2 separate regions of the Mus musculus genome follow, and region 2 is linked to region 1. The links are chromatin loops, found by intact Hi-C in ENCODE. Cell type or tissue: left cerebral cortex. All regions are shown on one strand.

Region 1 (8,000 bases):
ACTGAGCTCTGTTCTCTCTTTGGTTCTGGAGAAGCAAAGGATGCTGCGTAGACATTCTCCTAAACATTGGTGTTCCTCTCTAGACCCCCAGCACATAGTCCTATAACCCTAGAGTTAGTCTGGTAGTCCACAGAACAAATGCTCAGTCCAGAAGACAGTGGCTGTCTCTGCCTAGCCTTTGTCTTCATGGCACTGGGAGACCTAAGATGCCACTGGCTTAGATACAATGAGGGCACTGAAAGGCCTGGGCTGATCGGTATTGGGGATGCCAGTCTAGGTCATAGTTCTGAGTCACATTTTTGGGGCCCAGAGCACAATGTTCTCTTATACCTGCCAAACAGTCCTATCGTGATGCAGCTACACAGAGCAGTGAGCTTTATGCCTCAGTTTCTCCTATGGGATATACACCTTCAGTTGCTTCAAAGGTAAGGAATAATCCCAGCCTGGAACTTTGGTCTCTGTCTTGGGAAGCCAGCAGGGCCAAGGAAATACCCAGCAGGACCATCAACTTCCTGTGTCTCTGGCCAGCCAGTTCCTTCCACTGCACACTGCAGGCAATGCTGTGGGCCCCATGGGATGTGTTAACCATAGCCTCCTATAGACTTTGCCTTAGTTTCCTTTGTTTTTGGTTTTGGGGGGTTTTCATTTTTTTTTTTTTTTTATATATGGTTTTTGGTTTTTCGAGACAGGGTTTCTCTGTGTAGTCCTGGCTGTCCCGGAACTCACTTTGTAGACCAGGCTGGCCTCGAACTCAGAAATCCGCCTGCCTCTGCCTCCCGAGTGCTGGGATTAAAGGCGTGCGCCACTACTGCACTACTTTCCTTTGTAATCTGACACTCTATGTCTCCTGCTAAGAAGTTCCAGAAGCTCTGGTGGCACACTGAATCCCAGGCTAGGCACCTTCTGTCCACCATAGACTGTCAGCAGCCTCCAGGAACAGCAACCTGAGCTTGGGACTTGAGAGAGTTAAACAGCACTGTGCTAGGAGGCTTACACGGGCTCCACCCACCAGCTGGGCTCCAGGGAGGCAGACAGTCCCTGCCCCTGGTGCTAACAAGCTAGTCAGACCTATACTAGAGGTGTAGCACAATGCTGGCTTTGAGCTGTAGGGCCTCCTTAGCCCACCAACCTACTGTTTTATCTTGGATAGAAAGTCCCTCTCCAGCCTGGGTCTCAGAACCAATGGCAGCTGCAGAGTATCTGCTTTTCTAACCATGCTAGGCTACCGGCCCTTCCTGGGCACTAGGTGTGATAAGGGGACGCTTAGTATGGGCCATGTCAAGTCTCTGCATTCAGCTATAGAGGCCAGTGGGCAGAGGCCAGCACATGCCCAGGGCTTCAGTACTGTGCCTTAGTCCCATCCATGAAGGGTGTCCACCAGGGAGGCAGGCTATTTGGCATCTCTGGTAAGGCCCAGTCTGGAACTCCACCCTCCTCAAGAGTCTCTTCCAGTCATGCCAACCTTCAGTCCAGTTCCTGGGTTGCTTGCCCAGCTCTTAAGGTCCCATATCCAGACCGATCTTGTTAGAGTCCACGTACCAGTCACCTCTCCATGCCCTCAGCTTCCTCATCTGTAAGCTGGGCTCAAAGCAGCTCCCACACATAGTTCCAGAAGAACTCAGTGAACATATGGGCAACCTCTCCCACTTCACTCCCCTCGGGGAGATACAATTTGGATCCTGTGGCTTCAGGACCCATCTGTCAAGAATGTTCTCCCAGAGCCAGGCAGTAGTGGTGAATGCCTTTAATCCCAGCACTTGGGAGGCAGAGGCAGGCATTGAGGCCAGCCTGGTCTACAGAGTGAGATCAGGACAGCCAGGCTATACAGAGAAACCATCTCGAAAAAAAAGAGAAAATGTTCTCCCAGTCAGGGAGTCACACTCTTCTAAACAGTCACTACACAGACCTCAGACCAGAGGACAGTGGTGCATGTCCTTCAGGGCAGGGGATGGGGCAGCTTGACCCCACTAAGTTGGAACAAGACCCTAGACCTGGAACCCTTAAGACCTTCCATGGGAACCCCTCTACACACACACACACACACACACACACACACACACACACACACACACACACGAACGAACGACAGGGCTGACATGCAAGGCCCACAGACCCCAAGAACAACCCTGCCAACGGGAAGCCCCAGAGACACACAAACAAAGACACAGGATCCCACTTATGGGCCACCAGAAACCAGATGGCTGCAGACCCAAAGACACACACCAGACTGATTCAGGGACCCAGAGACAAAGACCCAAAGCGCGTGAAATCTACATTCGCCTCCAAGGACCTGAGAGAAGATTCATCTAGCATGGCCTTCAACGGGCCTGACCTGTTTACCCAATCCATGCCCAGCGGACCGGGCCTGCCTGGCCTGTGGGCCTGGGTAAGGCCGGGGCGGTGGCAGGGAAAACCAGGGCGGCGCCGGGGGCAGGATTCTCCGCCCCGCAATCCCAGCCCCGGAGCACCCAACAGCCTGCGCCCAGAGCGCTCGCTCACCCGGGCGGCGGGCGGTGGCACCATTCAGGGCCGCTCCCAGGATGAGGCCGGAGAGCAGCAGCCGTAGCAGCCGCAGGTGCCGCGGGGAAGGCGGAGGGACGGGCGTCGCCATGCTTCAGCGCCGCTACCCGGGCAGCATGGCACCCCACGGCCCCGGGCTCGGTACCCACTCCGGGAACTGCGACTGGAGAAGCCGGGAAGCGAGAGGGGCGGAGGAGGAAGAGGAAAAGAGGAGGCGGTGGCGCTGACGTTGCGGCAATGGATCCGGGATGGGATGGAGGCGCGGCGGCCAGAGAAAAGTGTCGGGAGTGCGCCTGCGCGCTCCACCTGCGGGGGCGGGACATCTCCTCTAGTCTGAGCCCCCTCCCTCTGCATCCTGTTGGGGGGTCCCCTTTTGTCAGGCGTCTGAGTGCTTCGGGCCCTCTAGCCTCTACAGCAGAATGCCTCCTCATTCATTACCCAAGAATCTGACTTGGAATTGACTAACGGTGGGCGTCCCAGGATGCACGCCTTCTTCTTAGTGGTCCGACTGCCAAACCCTCACCACTCACCCTGTTAGAATGGAGGACCTTAGACTAGGGGAACACCAGGGACAAATCCTGGCTATGTAGACTAGGCTGACTGTTGCAGGTTTGCAAAATGTATCCCACAAAGGATAAAGAGGTGTATAGAGATATACAGGTGTACTCAGAGACGTGCCCGGGCTTTCTAAAACCAGGAAGAAAAGCATACAAGAGGCTCACAAGATCAAGCCAGACTCGCTCCCGAATGGTACCACCAGGGGGCGAGAGTAACTTGACGTAGTTGACAGTTGTCTGGGAGCTGTCCAAGGTGGTCATGATCCCAGGTAATGGCTTTCAGCTCCCTTGAGTCACACAACATGGAACATGCATGGTGCCTGGTGATCACCATTCATGTGCAGTCCCCTTTGAGCACACTCCACCCCCGCCAGAGACCTCCCCCTGGTTGAGTCATGAAGGCAATGTTGAAGATCAGTGTGGTGGTTCCTGCCTTTAATCCCATCTCTCAAGATGCTGAGACCAGCCTAGTCTACATATCGAGTTCCAGGACAGTCATGAATATATAATGAGACCCTATCTTAAGAATGAAAAACAGGCCTGGACGATGGTGGTGCACTCGGAGGCAGAAGCAAGCAGATCTCTGTAAGTTCAAGGCCAGCCAGGTCTACAAAGTAAGTTCCAGGACAACAGCCAAGGTTACACAGAGACCCTTGTCACATGCAAAAAACACAAACACCACACACAGAGAAAAGAACAAGGTTGAGTTCCTCAGCCCTCCACTTCTTCCCGTCCTTCAGGCTCACAAACTTAAAGAGGAGGCTGTCAGTGCAGGTTTATACATTTATCAAATGATTCTCTCTCTCTCTCTCTCTCTCTCTCTCTCTCTCTCTCTCTCTCTCTCTGTGCGCGCGCGTGCGTGCGCGCATGCGCTCACTAGCGGCTACCATCCCAACCCAGCCCTCAAGAGGCATTGACTGAACAGAAATAGTCTGAGCTAATTTTCCATAAAAGAAGCAAGGGAGAAGTCCACGCTTTTTTTTTTTCCCGAGACAGGGTTCCTCTGTATAGCACTGGCTGTCCTGGAACTCACTTTGTAGACCAGGCTGGCCTCGAACTCAGAAATCTGCCTGCCTCTGCCTCCCGAGTGCTGGGATTAAAGGTGTGTGCCACCACGCCCAGCGGGGCCACGCTTTTCCACCTACAGAAACTTAGGCTGTGGGATGCAAGTGCCTCTGATCTTTAGGTCTACTGATACTTCAAGTATAAGTTGGGGGGGGGGAGGACTTGGAGTGCAGCCTCAATTCCTACGGATGTCATCAAGGGTTCTCTGAGTCAGAGAAAACTCAGACTCAGGGACAACCCCAGACCAGTGTAGGTAGGAGTGCCTCCATTACCTCGGATCTGGTACAGAAAGGGAGGAAGCAAGAAAAGTACTGACTTGGAACCAGGTTTTATCCGAATAGCCAACACAGCTGGCAGGAGAAACGAGCAACAAATGATGCCCCACCCTATGGACACTTCACTGCTCTAGGAAAAAATCTTTTATTACAAATTTTTTTACAAGTAGGCATGGAGCTGACTCCTAGCCTGTAGTCTCTGGTGCTTGCCTTTCTAAAGGCCCAGACAGAAAGTACCCAGGGCCCTGAAGATCAATCAGAACAGAGGCTCCACTCGGAATGGACCTCACCCTGAGTCGCAGGCTAAGAGACCTGACATCCCAGGAAGAGAGCGGAGGATTAATTGAGAACACTCAGGGCTGCCCATGTAGACTTTCTGTGAGTGTAGATAAGGACCGTCCAGGCTGCTTCAGGGTCAGAGATGCCCTCGGGAAGAGAGATAGCCGGGAGTTGGGAGAAGCTCCCAGCGCACCCCTAGAGGGCGCCTGGGGACTTGGCAGAGCGCACCTGGCGCAAGAGCAGGACCAAAGCCGCCAAGATCAGGACTGTGAAGAGCAGCAGGAGAGCAACCCAGGAGCTGAAGTGGGTGCCCTTACGTAGTCCCGGGAGGTCAGCGGGAATCAGGTTGGTCAAATTCAGCATGTAGCCCAGCGCCCAGCCGACAGCCGTGTCTGCCGCCTAAGAGAGGGCGTGGCATCAGCCTCAAAGAGACCGCACGAGGAATCCTCCTGACCCCGCCATTTACCCACCTTCTTTTCGAAGACCACTCCACGGAAAGAGCGCTCGTCGAAGCGATAACCGCGGCTCAATAGCTGATGTATGAACATGGCTACAGCGCAGTAGTCAGGCAGGCGGGTCTGCTGTCCGGGTACTCGGGCCTGAAGCTAAGAACAGAATGAGACACCGTTAGTTTCAACACCACGAGAAGCTATGGCCCCCAGGGTACAGCATCCCCCTCCCACTACAGCTCAGGCCAAGAAAGGCAGGAAATACACAGAAAGACCTAGTTCAAAACGCCCTTCCCAGGCAGACACTCCTCTGGGATAAACCTCGTGACTGCTGGAAGGCCTGTGTTCTCCCCTCCCAACAGCTGGATGAGGAGGACAGCAAGGGTGGCCACCAGAAAATAGAGGATAGGAGCATTCTTGCATCATAATTAAAGGAACAGGCGTCCAGGTTTAAGTGTTGCTCTCTGACCAACTGGCCCCACTTTTTTGAGACCTTCCTGGGTGACTTAGATTAGAGGGACTTATTTCTCTAGGAGACATGGTGGCCACCTCACACTCCAGCTATCAGGGCCTCTCTATTCTTTCTGGGACTACTGTTCAGTCCGTGTCCAGGCCCGATTTTCAATTTCTCCAGGAATACCCCAAGCCCTGCTGAGTCTCTCCTGTGTCTTCCTCTCCCACTAGTGGGACACTCGTTCCCATGCTTTGTCCTAGACACCTGCCTTTCTGTCCCTTTCTGCTTTGAGGTCCTGTTGTCACAGAGACTTTGCAATTCCTGTTCTACGTGTTCCATACCTTGATTGTAGGATCAAACTCTGAGGAGACCACTGAAGATTTAGCTTACTCAGCCCCAAGCTCCCCACTTAAGCTGACTACTTCTTAAGGTAGTCAGCAATCTGAAATGACTGAGTCTCTCTATGGCGAGATAAATTGAAGGGGAAAGTGTCTTACCCAGATGTGGAGAATATGGGGACAGGCCTCACCTCAGCCCAGGTCTGGTTGCAGGTGGTCTCTGTGGCATCCTCCAGCTGCTTCAGGGTTCCCACAGGCAGCCCCATCACTGTCTTCAGGAAGTCTACAGTATAGTAGAAAGCAGAAAAGGCCTGTGGGAGAAGAGTGTGCAGTCACCCTGTCACCACATGCTTAGGGTCTCCCGTCCCCACATCCATCCACCCGGACTCACTATGAAGTTCCCAGCCACGGGAGGCTGGAAAACCCCATTGAAGGAGCATTGGGAAAAGGGACAGGAGGAGATATTGAAGAGCCCAGAGACGAGGTCACGACAGAGGGCAGCGTTGCTGGTCCCTGACAGGCTGACAGTGGCACTGCTGTTGAAGGTCTGGGGACGCTGACCCATAGTGCATGGAGACTGGTAGACTTCCCGGAGCAGCACTTGGGTGGAGTAGCCCTTTGGCCAGCAGGGGTGGAAGCGATGGATCTGGGGAGTTAGTGAGAGTACAGATAGAGTTCCCCACTCTAGCCACTGCCTTCCACCCCACCACAGGGAGGCAGCCTGATGAACTGTTCGTAAGTCCAACTTGGGCAACATCATTTTTGTGTTTGTGAGCAACCATGGCAACCATTACCTGATGGACAAACAGCAAACCTTTTGGCCAGGTATTCAAGGTTCTGAGATAACTCCCTGGCTCTCCTAATTCTCGGCCCCCATTCCTAGCTCTTTATACCACCAAGTTCCTCTCTGCCTGTCCTCAAGCTGAGGCACACCTAGCTGAAGAAGCTAGATGTTGTTTGAGGCTAAAGGCAGACATCATCATGGAGACAGGAACCCACTGTGGGCCTCACTGCTATGTGTATAGCCATGGGTAAAGGAGGCCACTCTTAAGGTTCCTGGGCTCAGTATGAGTTGCTTTTTGGCCCTGCCCTGTTGCCTTTTGTCCCTTCTCCCTCCCTTCCTCCAGAAGGCACCAGTATGGTGTCATGGTTGAGTTTGTAGACACACCTGGAGGGCACTGGCCAGAAGCCTCTGGAGAACCTGGTCCCGGCCATAGCAGAGGAAGCTATGGGTGTAGACACGGTAATGCTGGCCATAGAGCCGCAAATGGACCTCATTATCTGGATCTTCAGATGGACTGGTTGTCTCAAAGGTGATCTGTGTTGAGGCACCCCCAAGGTCCATGGCCCCCAGAGTTCCCTTCCTTGGCCGTATCCACCGGCCTACCCAGCCATACTGTGGAGAACAAAGGTTGGATTAAGACTGTGAGCAAGCAAGGCTGTCAGGACCCCAGGTTCTTTGGGCTGCAGGGCCCACCTTGATGAAGTTCTCCAGCAGGTAGTTGGCAGTCACCCAGCCAAACACCCCTTCATCCTGTCCCGAGAGGATGCGGGCACCACGGAAGTCAAAGGGGTACCGTGTGAGCGTCTGTGTCACTGCCTCCAGCACCTTGGCTGTGGCCTCTGGGCTGGTCAGGCTGTGGAATGGGGGAGGGGGACTCTGATGGAGCTCATCCCAGGTGCCCTCTGCCAGGCTTGCCCTCCTGAGAGCTTGCTCTGGGAGGAGAGTTCTACTCTGCTGAAGAGCTGTGCAGGCCCCTGGGTATAAGCACTCACTTGAGTAGGCGCATGCCTGCTGTAGCTCCCAGGTAGAGTGGAGTGCTGGCATATCTGTCTTTGGGCACATCCCGAAGTGCCTGTTCAAGACATTCAACCAGACTCTGGCCTGCCCTAGAAGGGTCATTTGCGTAGCTGGAGATGCCACCACCTAGAGAGAACAAGGAGTTGGTCCCAGGCTTGGTGGACAGTTTCCAGCATACACTATTGAAGCTATTTAGACACACCTTCCCAAATTGGAGACAAAGGGTCCAGGTGCCACCCAGAGTCTCTGATGCTGCCGCCTG
Region 2 (8,000 bases), 120 kb after region 1:
AGTTGTTTGTACAATGGGGAAGCACATGAAGGTTAAACCTTAGGTTGCTACAGTTAACTGGCACGACATGGAAGATGCAGATGATGCTGGTGAAGGCTCAAGGAAGGATAAGAGCTATTGCCCATACTATAGAGAATAATGCTGGTAGAGATGAGGGCACTGAGAGGACCTGCTGCTGAGAGCTCAGATAGAAACGATGAGCAAACACTAGACACTGGGGGAGCTGGCAGAGAACTACCAGCCTGTAGCTAGATGTTTGCTGACATGAGTGTGATTTGTAGATCCACCCGGAACACGTAGCATATCCAGGAACATACCCCTTCCCTCACTTTCTTTTCTTCATTTTTTAAATAAAAGACAGAGCCTTCCTCTATAGCTGAATTGCCTTGAAACTTGTTATATACAACACGCTAGCCTCAAACTAGCAGTGCTGCTGCTGTGCCTGCCTCCAAGGCTGGGGTGACAGGCATCACCAGCACACTTGGCTCAGGATCACAGTCACTTGATAAATTGGATATTGTACACTTCATGGAAAGCACCAAGATTTTGGGTGTTATGTCAGCAGCAATGCTGACAGTCTGAATGCAGTGACAGAGGTACAGGAGAGTGCACACAGGGCTGCCAGGAAAGCCAAGGGCACCACCAAGGCCTGAGCCACACTGTCAACTCTGCTTTCCGTGGTTCAGATTTGCTTTAGGCTCATGATCCTTCTTGCTGCCTTTGGGAACACCCTCTTCTGAACTGGGCTTGTTTTAACAATGTGCTTTGGATCAAAACAACCTCACAGCATCAAGGTGGAGACGAAACCTACTTCAGATGGATACGGTTTTTTTTTTTTTGGGGGGGGTCCTCACTATATAGCTAGGCTATATAATGAACCACCACCCTTCTGCTTTAGTCTCCTGAGTGCTAGGATCATAGATAGGCACCACCCATCTAGATTAGAAGAGATTTTTAAGAACTGATGCTGAAGTGGTTAATTTTGGAGATATTGGCTAATTTTCTCATGTAAAGACTATTAGTTTTAGAACCACAGGCTGCCATGGGCCAAACTGTATCTCTTCAAAGAGATAGTAAGTAAAGCCCAGGACACTGACTCTAGTGACACTGTAAGTCCTATCTCCAGGGTCCTTAATCTGATATAACTAGTATCCCAAGAAGAGGGAAACAGACATAGAGAAAACTTGGACATAAAGATATGCATTTACCACCTGGGCAGTGGTGGCGCACGCCTTTAATCCCAGCACTCAGGAGGCAGAGGCAGGCGGATTTCTGAGTTGGAGGTCAGCCTGGTCTATAGAGTGAGTTCCAAGACAGCCAGGGCTACACAGAGAAACCCTGTCTCAAAAAAACAAAAACAAAATAAAGAAAAAGGCCATTTACTTAGATCTGCCAGGGCTACTGCAAGAGGCAGGAAGGATCGTTTCCCTTAGAGCATTCTGGGGCAATACAATGCAGTAATACATTTCTAATCTGGTAACCCTGTACTTTGCAGTGTCTCATTGAGGTGGCACCCGGGACACTGATTCCTTTGCTCTAGTGGCCACCTGATGGTCTGAGACCCTCCAGGACCCCTGTAGCTCTTAAGGGAGAAGTGTACCAGTAAACTCACTTTACAGATAGAAAAGGAGGCAGTACCAGTGGCTTCCCCCAGTTTCAGCCAGTTTAGCTTCCCTAACACTGGTTCTAAAGCCATGACCTGCAAAAGGGTTACAATATACAGGCTGCACAGTCGGTCACCCACAGACCCAGCCAGATCCTTTAGGAGCTTGGCTGATGAAAGATAGTGGAATTGTTGCCACAGGCCTGACCTCTTAGCACAGGGGTTTGCCAGAGCCATTCCAGTATCAGCAAAAATTAAGATAAATGACACTAGCATATGGCCATCCTAACTATTTGGATGTGATCAACAAGATGTGACTAAGCCGCGGCACGCCTTTAATCTTAGCACTTGGGAGGCAGAGGCAGGTGGATTTCTGAGTTCGAGGACAGCCTGGTCTACAAAGTGAGTTCCAGGACAGCCAGGGCTACACAAAGAAACCCTGTCTCAAAAAAGAAAAGAAAAGAAAAGGAAAGGAAAGGAAAGGAAAAAGAAAAGAAAAGAAAAGAAAAGAAAAGAAAAGAAAAGAAGAGGGAAAAGAAAAGAAAAGAAAAGAAAAGAAAAGAAAAGAAAAGAAAAGAAAAGAAAAGAAAAGAAAAGAAAAGGAAAGAAAGATGTGACTAAGCCTCTGGGCAGTGGTGGCACACATCTTTAATCCCAGCACTTGGGAGGCAGAGGCAAGCAGATTTCTGAGTTTGAGGCCAGCCTGGTCTACAGAGTGAGCTCCAGGACAGCCAGGGCTATACAGAGAAACTCTGTCTAAGATGTGACTAAGCCATGTCTGGGACCCAGGGCAAAAACTTAGCAAAGCCAACGAGTACCTCATACTAAAATAGGTCAAAGCAACAGCAGGAGAGGATACTCAGTACACAGTACTGGCCACTCAGATGTCCTCAACCAGGCTGTGGTACTCAGTAGACACACTGCCATGGCATGGACCAAAATAGAACATACTGGTGACCAGTAATCAGACTTTCACCTGGTGTCAATAGGGCCACAAAGACCATACCTAGACTCTTTCAGAAACAAAACCAGGCGGTGAGGTTCTCACAGCTACTGACAAAAACACTGCCCTTCTTTTACTTCCCTAGTCAGGGCCTTCCATCTGGGTCCTACTTTGTCACCCCTCAAGTACTCAAAGGGACTCATCTAGGGGCACAGATCCTCAGCCTGAAGCCAAGTAAGGCCTTCCTGATTACAGGAACATGAGACTCACACTTTCCTCATCAGGAACAAGATGCTGCAGATGTTCCCGTGGCACTCCTGCCTGTACTTTTTACCTAGGTGCTCCTAGCTGGACCCTAACAGGGTCCCACATGCTTTTTCAGTTAGAGTCTGCCACCTAGATGCCTGCATCCTACAACCTTCTCACAGCATCCCTGGTCCAGAGAACCCACTGGGACACACACACACACACACACACACACACACACACACACACGGTCTAGAGTGGGACTCTCCACCTGTGTGTCAGATTCTGGCCTCCCATGCCATAATTGACCACAAGCTCAGTAAGGATCCTTGAACTTGGCCTTATCACTCACAGAATACCAGCTTCTACAACATTAGGGCTCAGCTATGCTACCCAGACATGGAACACATGGGCTAATTCTATTGTGGGGTCTGATGGGATGACCAGAGATACATACTACCATTGGCCTACTGGCGTTACCTTCAGTTTCTCATACTTCTTGCAGTAAACGTCTAGGGCTGCCCTGATGTCCTCAGGGACCTCCAGCTTCTCATCTTTGAAGGGAGGCCAAAATTCACTGGACAATATGACAGCATAGACCCCAAATGGTGGCTGTTCTTCCACAGGCCGCTTCTCATCCTCCTCTCGGATATTGGCATTGATGCGGCGGGAGTCTGCCATGTCCTAAGAAAGGATACCTTATCAAGAGCCTGGGCCTACTGGTGGTGGTAGGCGCGACTGCTGAGGCAGTCCTGGGTATTTACCTTGAGCATGACCTCACAGAAGTGCATGGGGGCTTCACCAAAGCGCAGCTTCAACAGCTCCACATTACGAATCTCCCTGGAAGGACAAAAGTTTGTCCTTGTTTCTGGGAGGGGCTGCACTATGACTCCATTTCAACCAGTACCCTAAGCAGACAGCTGGGCCAGACAACCCACCCGCTCAGGATACCCTGGGCTGAAGGGAAGGCAGGAAGCACAACACTAAGGTCAGAGTGTGGTCGTTTTGGCTGCTTGAGGTTTGGTCTTTTGTTACGTATTGTATGTATGTATGTATGTATGTATGTATGTATGTATTGTGTTGTGTTGTCTCGGGGATGAGGAGATACTCACAAACACGGGTGATAAGTAGCCTTGCTTGTTAACTTAAAACTATTGAATACAAGATGCCTATGACCTATAGCTGGGCAGAAGAGGGGTAGACAAGGTTTCAGTTCCTGGGCTCGGAGTCTGAGGCAGGACCATGAGGCGGGAAGAGAGGAGGAGGTGGGGAGAAGATACCAGATGAATCATAAAAACATGGCCATGAGAGCTGGCCAATAGTAGTTAAGAATGTCCCAGATAAAACATGGCAAGTTATAACTCACGATGATTAATAGGGAAGTAGACATAATAGCTTAGAGAGTTGACATCTGCCCAGCTCTAGTGTTTTAAAGACTCTGTGTGTGTGTGTGTGTGTGTGTGTGTGTGTGTGTGTTGTATGTCTTTTATCTGGGAACTGAATGATATAAGATGAGGTAGAAACTCCCAATTAAGATTAATTATTACCACAACATTTGGCCAATAGGGGCAGTACTAGTCATTTGTTTTTCCCCAAATACAGAATGAAGGCTTTAGGTCTCAGCGCCCCCTGGAGGTCAGCTCCTTGTCTTACCTCTCAGGGCTGAAGCTGAATTGGTGGAGAAGGCGATCTGCAAGTAGCGAGCGGTACTCATTGATAAAGAGGTCTTTGCTGCCATAGATGCTGACCAGCAGGCTGATGATGTCTGAAGAACGTCGCTTGGAACTCGACTTCACTGCACAGTGTAGAGGAACTAGTGTATATCACTAGCACTTTGACAAGGACAGTGACACCTTAGAGTTCACCTGCTAGATACAGCAGTCTCGCACAGCCTTAGGGGCTTGCTCTCAATGTCCCAGACAGCTGGGAATACTATGTCTCCAGCAGAGCTAGGGGGTTGGTTCCTAAGGCAACTGTTCTGATAAACAGTGCCTCCTATTTCACAAGGATCCTTACTCAGCCATAAGGAATAGAACAAAGGGCCTTGGGTTTTCCTGTAAAAGGTTGAAGATGCTGTGTTCATGCTAAAACTTAAGCAGGACAGAGAATCCACACCCTATGATAACCCAGCAGAGTATGGCCAAGCAAAAGACGGGACCTGGCCAGAATATGCCACCTTAATACATAAGAATCAGGACCAAATCACAGACAGGGTGGGATATGCAGACTTCCCATGAATCTGGTCTCTCAGGTACCTTCTATAGCCAGCTAAGGTAGCCAGTGAGGAACATAACAAACCAGCTAGTGTTAAGCAAGGGCCTCTGAACTCTGACCCGCCAAGTTTGAGGCAATGGCTGCTTCTGATATGACCAGGGTTGGGTAACAACATACATAACCAGAACCCACTGACCACCAAAGAAGCCCAAGAAAAGGCAGAGGCGAAGCCGATAGGTAAGCTGACCTGGATCAGCATCCACAGGGTCAGGGACCCAGTCCTCGGGCTCTCCAGAATCATCCTCACTGTCCTGACCGGTCTCCAGGCAGGCAGGGTCAGTCTTAGACAGCTCAACAGCCAAGTCCCCAGTCCCATCTGAGTCCCCGGTTAGCCCAGCCACAATCTGCCGTACGGTGTCCTCTCGTGTCCTGCCAGGATTGAATGTTGCTGTCCCTGACAATGTGCATGGGCATCATGACACCTGCTACAGCCCATGCTATATGGCTGTACAGCTAGCAGGTACTAAATGCATGCCCATCTGGATTCATAAACGTAAAAAGCCCAGCACTACCCTGAAAAAAGCAGAGTCTGAGATACTGAGAAGGGCTTAATGACCAGCTTTGCCAAGGACTCTACCAGAGCAGTCACAGAGGTTCCTAAGGCTGAAGCTTTACAGAGACCAGGCCTCTTCACATTGTCAGGTTTGGTCAACAAGGCTGGGCCCTAGATAAGCTTCTCTTTGTGTGGGGGTAGGGGAAACAGCCCCTACCTTTCACATTCTCTCTCTCTCTTATACATATACACACAGCTTGACACTGTGCAACAGAGTGGACAACTACCCAACACTAGCAAAAGGAAAAAGGCTCCCTACCCTGAGTCAATCCAGCCCTACCCAGGTAGAGAGAGCCTCATGTCTATGGCATGTCAAGGTTGGCTGTCGCTCTGATTCTGCAAACACCAGAGGTCAGCAGAAAGAGCCAAGTGCCAGTGGCACTCACCTCAGGTATCGACGGATGGGCTCACAAGCCACTTCCAGGATGACCATAGAGGGATCTAGCACACGTAATGCCTTGATGGCAGAAATGTAGAGAGTGATGATGTCACATGTGTTGACACCTAGAGAGTAAGAGCCAGATATCACACAACGGCCTGGACAGCAGCCTCCTGAATGCCAACACCTCCTGAATGGGCAGCTTGGCAACATGGCTGGGTGATCTAAACGTTACCATGTGCTCATTCAAGCAGATAACAGTGAGTTACCTTCTTGCCTTCACCCTATCTCCGTCCATGTATAGACACAGTCTCTAGATTTTTTTTTTCGAGACAGGGTTTCTCTGTGTAGCCCTGGCTGTCCTGGAACTAACTCTGTAGACCAGGTTGGCCTTGAACTCAGAAATCCGCCTGCCTCTGCCTCCCGGGTGCTGGGATTAAAGGCGTGCGCTACCACACCCGGCCGTCTCTAGAATTTTATAGAAGCAGTCTGTTATAGTTTGAATTTAGAATGCCCCCTACATGCTTCGGTTTTTTTTCTTTTTAAAATTTATTTATGTATGTCAGTACACCTGTCTTCAAACACACCAGAAGACAACATCACACACATACATTAGATCCCGTTACAGATGGTTATGAGCCACCATGTGGTTGCTAGGAATTGAACTCAGGACCTCTGGAAGAGCAGTCAGTGCTCTTTACTGCTGAGCATCTCTCCAGCCCCACAGGCTTATGTTTTGAATGCTTGATTCCCAACTTGCAGTGCTATTTTAAAGGCCCAAGAGTCTTTAGTATGCCAGGTGTGGTGGTGTACTCCTTTAATCCCAGCTACTAGAAGGCAGAGAAAGGCAGATCTCTGAGTTCAAGGCCAGTCTGGTCTACATAAAGAGACCCTGTCTCAAAAAAAAAAAAAAAAAGGAGCCTTTAGTATTCAGGGCTTAGCTAATAGAAGTATGTTATTTCCTGAAGACTTGGTTTCTTGTCTGTCACCAACCGACATACCTTTTCCATTATGATGGACTATACTCTGAGATCAAGAGAATATATCCTTCTGCCCTTAAGTTGATTTTATCATATATAGAAACATAAAAAGTAGTAATATATAAACTTTGCCCTTAGGAAGCAGCCTATTTTAAAAAGACCACAAACTTCCCCAGACCAAATCATGCTCTGACTTCCTCCAAAAGCTCAGAGTTAGCCCGGCTTTCCCAAGACTTCAAAACTGTTCAATAACATGCTCCTTTCTCAGGCCGACAAATCCAGGGCTAGGAACTGTATGTGAGCCCTGAGGGCTATTTGAACGGCAGGCCAGTGGCCACACAATACCTGGGTGGAGGAGTCGAGTCTCTAGGGCCACCTTGAGGGACACAAGAAGTTGCTGCCTCTGATCTGTCCTCTCCAAGCAGTACTTAAGGTCTTCAATGGCTGGCCGGGAGTCTGGAAAGTCTGAGAGAGAACCGTACAACAGGGATAGGTTAAGTGGAAAGGTGTACTAAGCACGAAAGGACATACACAGCACAAGGTACACAACCTGGCAGGGCTCAGACAAGAGCCACCTATGTTCTACTGTCAGAGTAACTGTCACTGGAGGCTAATCTGACCATAGATGACTTTCTCGTTTGATCTGAATGACTGCTTCACTGAAGGAACACTTTGCTAGGCCAACCAACTACTCTCTCAATCCACTGTGGATCATTAGTGCAACATTAATGTGTGAGGTGTAGTAACACTTAAAGCTCCAACAGCTGCCCTGACTCACACCAGTCATCCCTCCCATGGTTTACAGTTGTAGATAGCTCAACTGTCTCAAGCTGTACTAGTTCTTGGGAAAATAGAAATAAACAGTGTTGTCAAATGACAACAATTGCAATTAATCAAAAATGCCTTCAAATCTTTTTCCCCCCTTCTAGTTTTTTGAGACCACTGAGTGTCTCTGTGTAGCTCTGGCTATTCTGGAACTCGAACCGTAGACCAGGCCAGCCTTAAACTCACAGATACCCATC

The links. A loop is a pair of places that touch in the nucleus more often than their neighbours do. Peaks named below come from ENCODE experiments on the same cell type or tissue, not always from the same donor. Only the 100,000 strongest peaks of a DNase experiment are listed, where the experiment ranks them.
Region 2: a loop joins it to region 1, with 2.4 times the contacts of the local background. A loop is called at or near these places in 4 of 42 quality-filtered maps.

What each region holds. Positions count from the first base shown.
Region 1 is chr2:25,397,865-25,405,864 of GRCm38, reverse strand. It overlaps Entpd2 (ectonucleoside triphosphate diphosphohydrolase 2), which reads right to left. Exons shown (of 9, transcript NM_009849.2): 3 at 7,714-7,864; 4 at 7,415-7,574; 5 at 7,106-7,333; 6 at 6,329-6,583; 7 at 6,129-6,248; 8 at 5,167-5,301; 9 at 4,542-5,095. The coding sequence ends at 4,892. It overlaps Npdc1 (neural proliferation, differentiation and control 1), which reads right to left and starts at 2,815. Exons shown (of 9, transcript NM_008721.4): 1 at 2,500-2,815. The coding sequence starts at 2,611. In left cerebral cortex, CTCF peaks have their summits at 3,277 (motif pointing right) and 4,896; DNase peaks (open chromatin) are centred at 1,685, 2,779, 3,230, 4,914 and 1 more place; H3K4me3 peaks cover 2,921 bases; H3K27ac peaks cover 1,695 bases.
Region 2 is chr2:25,275,759-25,283,758 of GRCm38, reverse strand. Anapc2 (anaphase promoting complex subunit 2) reads right to left here. Exons shown (of 13, transcript NM_175300.4): 5 at 7,324-7,443; 6 at 6,006-6,123; 7 at 5,254-5,435; 8 at 4,446-4,587; 9 at 3,557-3,632; 10 at 3,273-3,476. Among named protein-coding and RNA genes, the nearest start is that of Anapc2, 7.3 kb to the right of the region's middle. In left cerebral cortex, a CTCF peak has its summit at 4,425 (motif pointing left); a DNase peak (open chromatin) is centred at 4,427.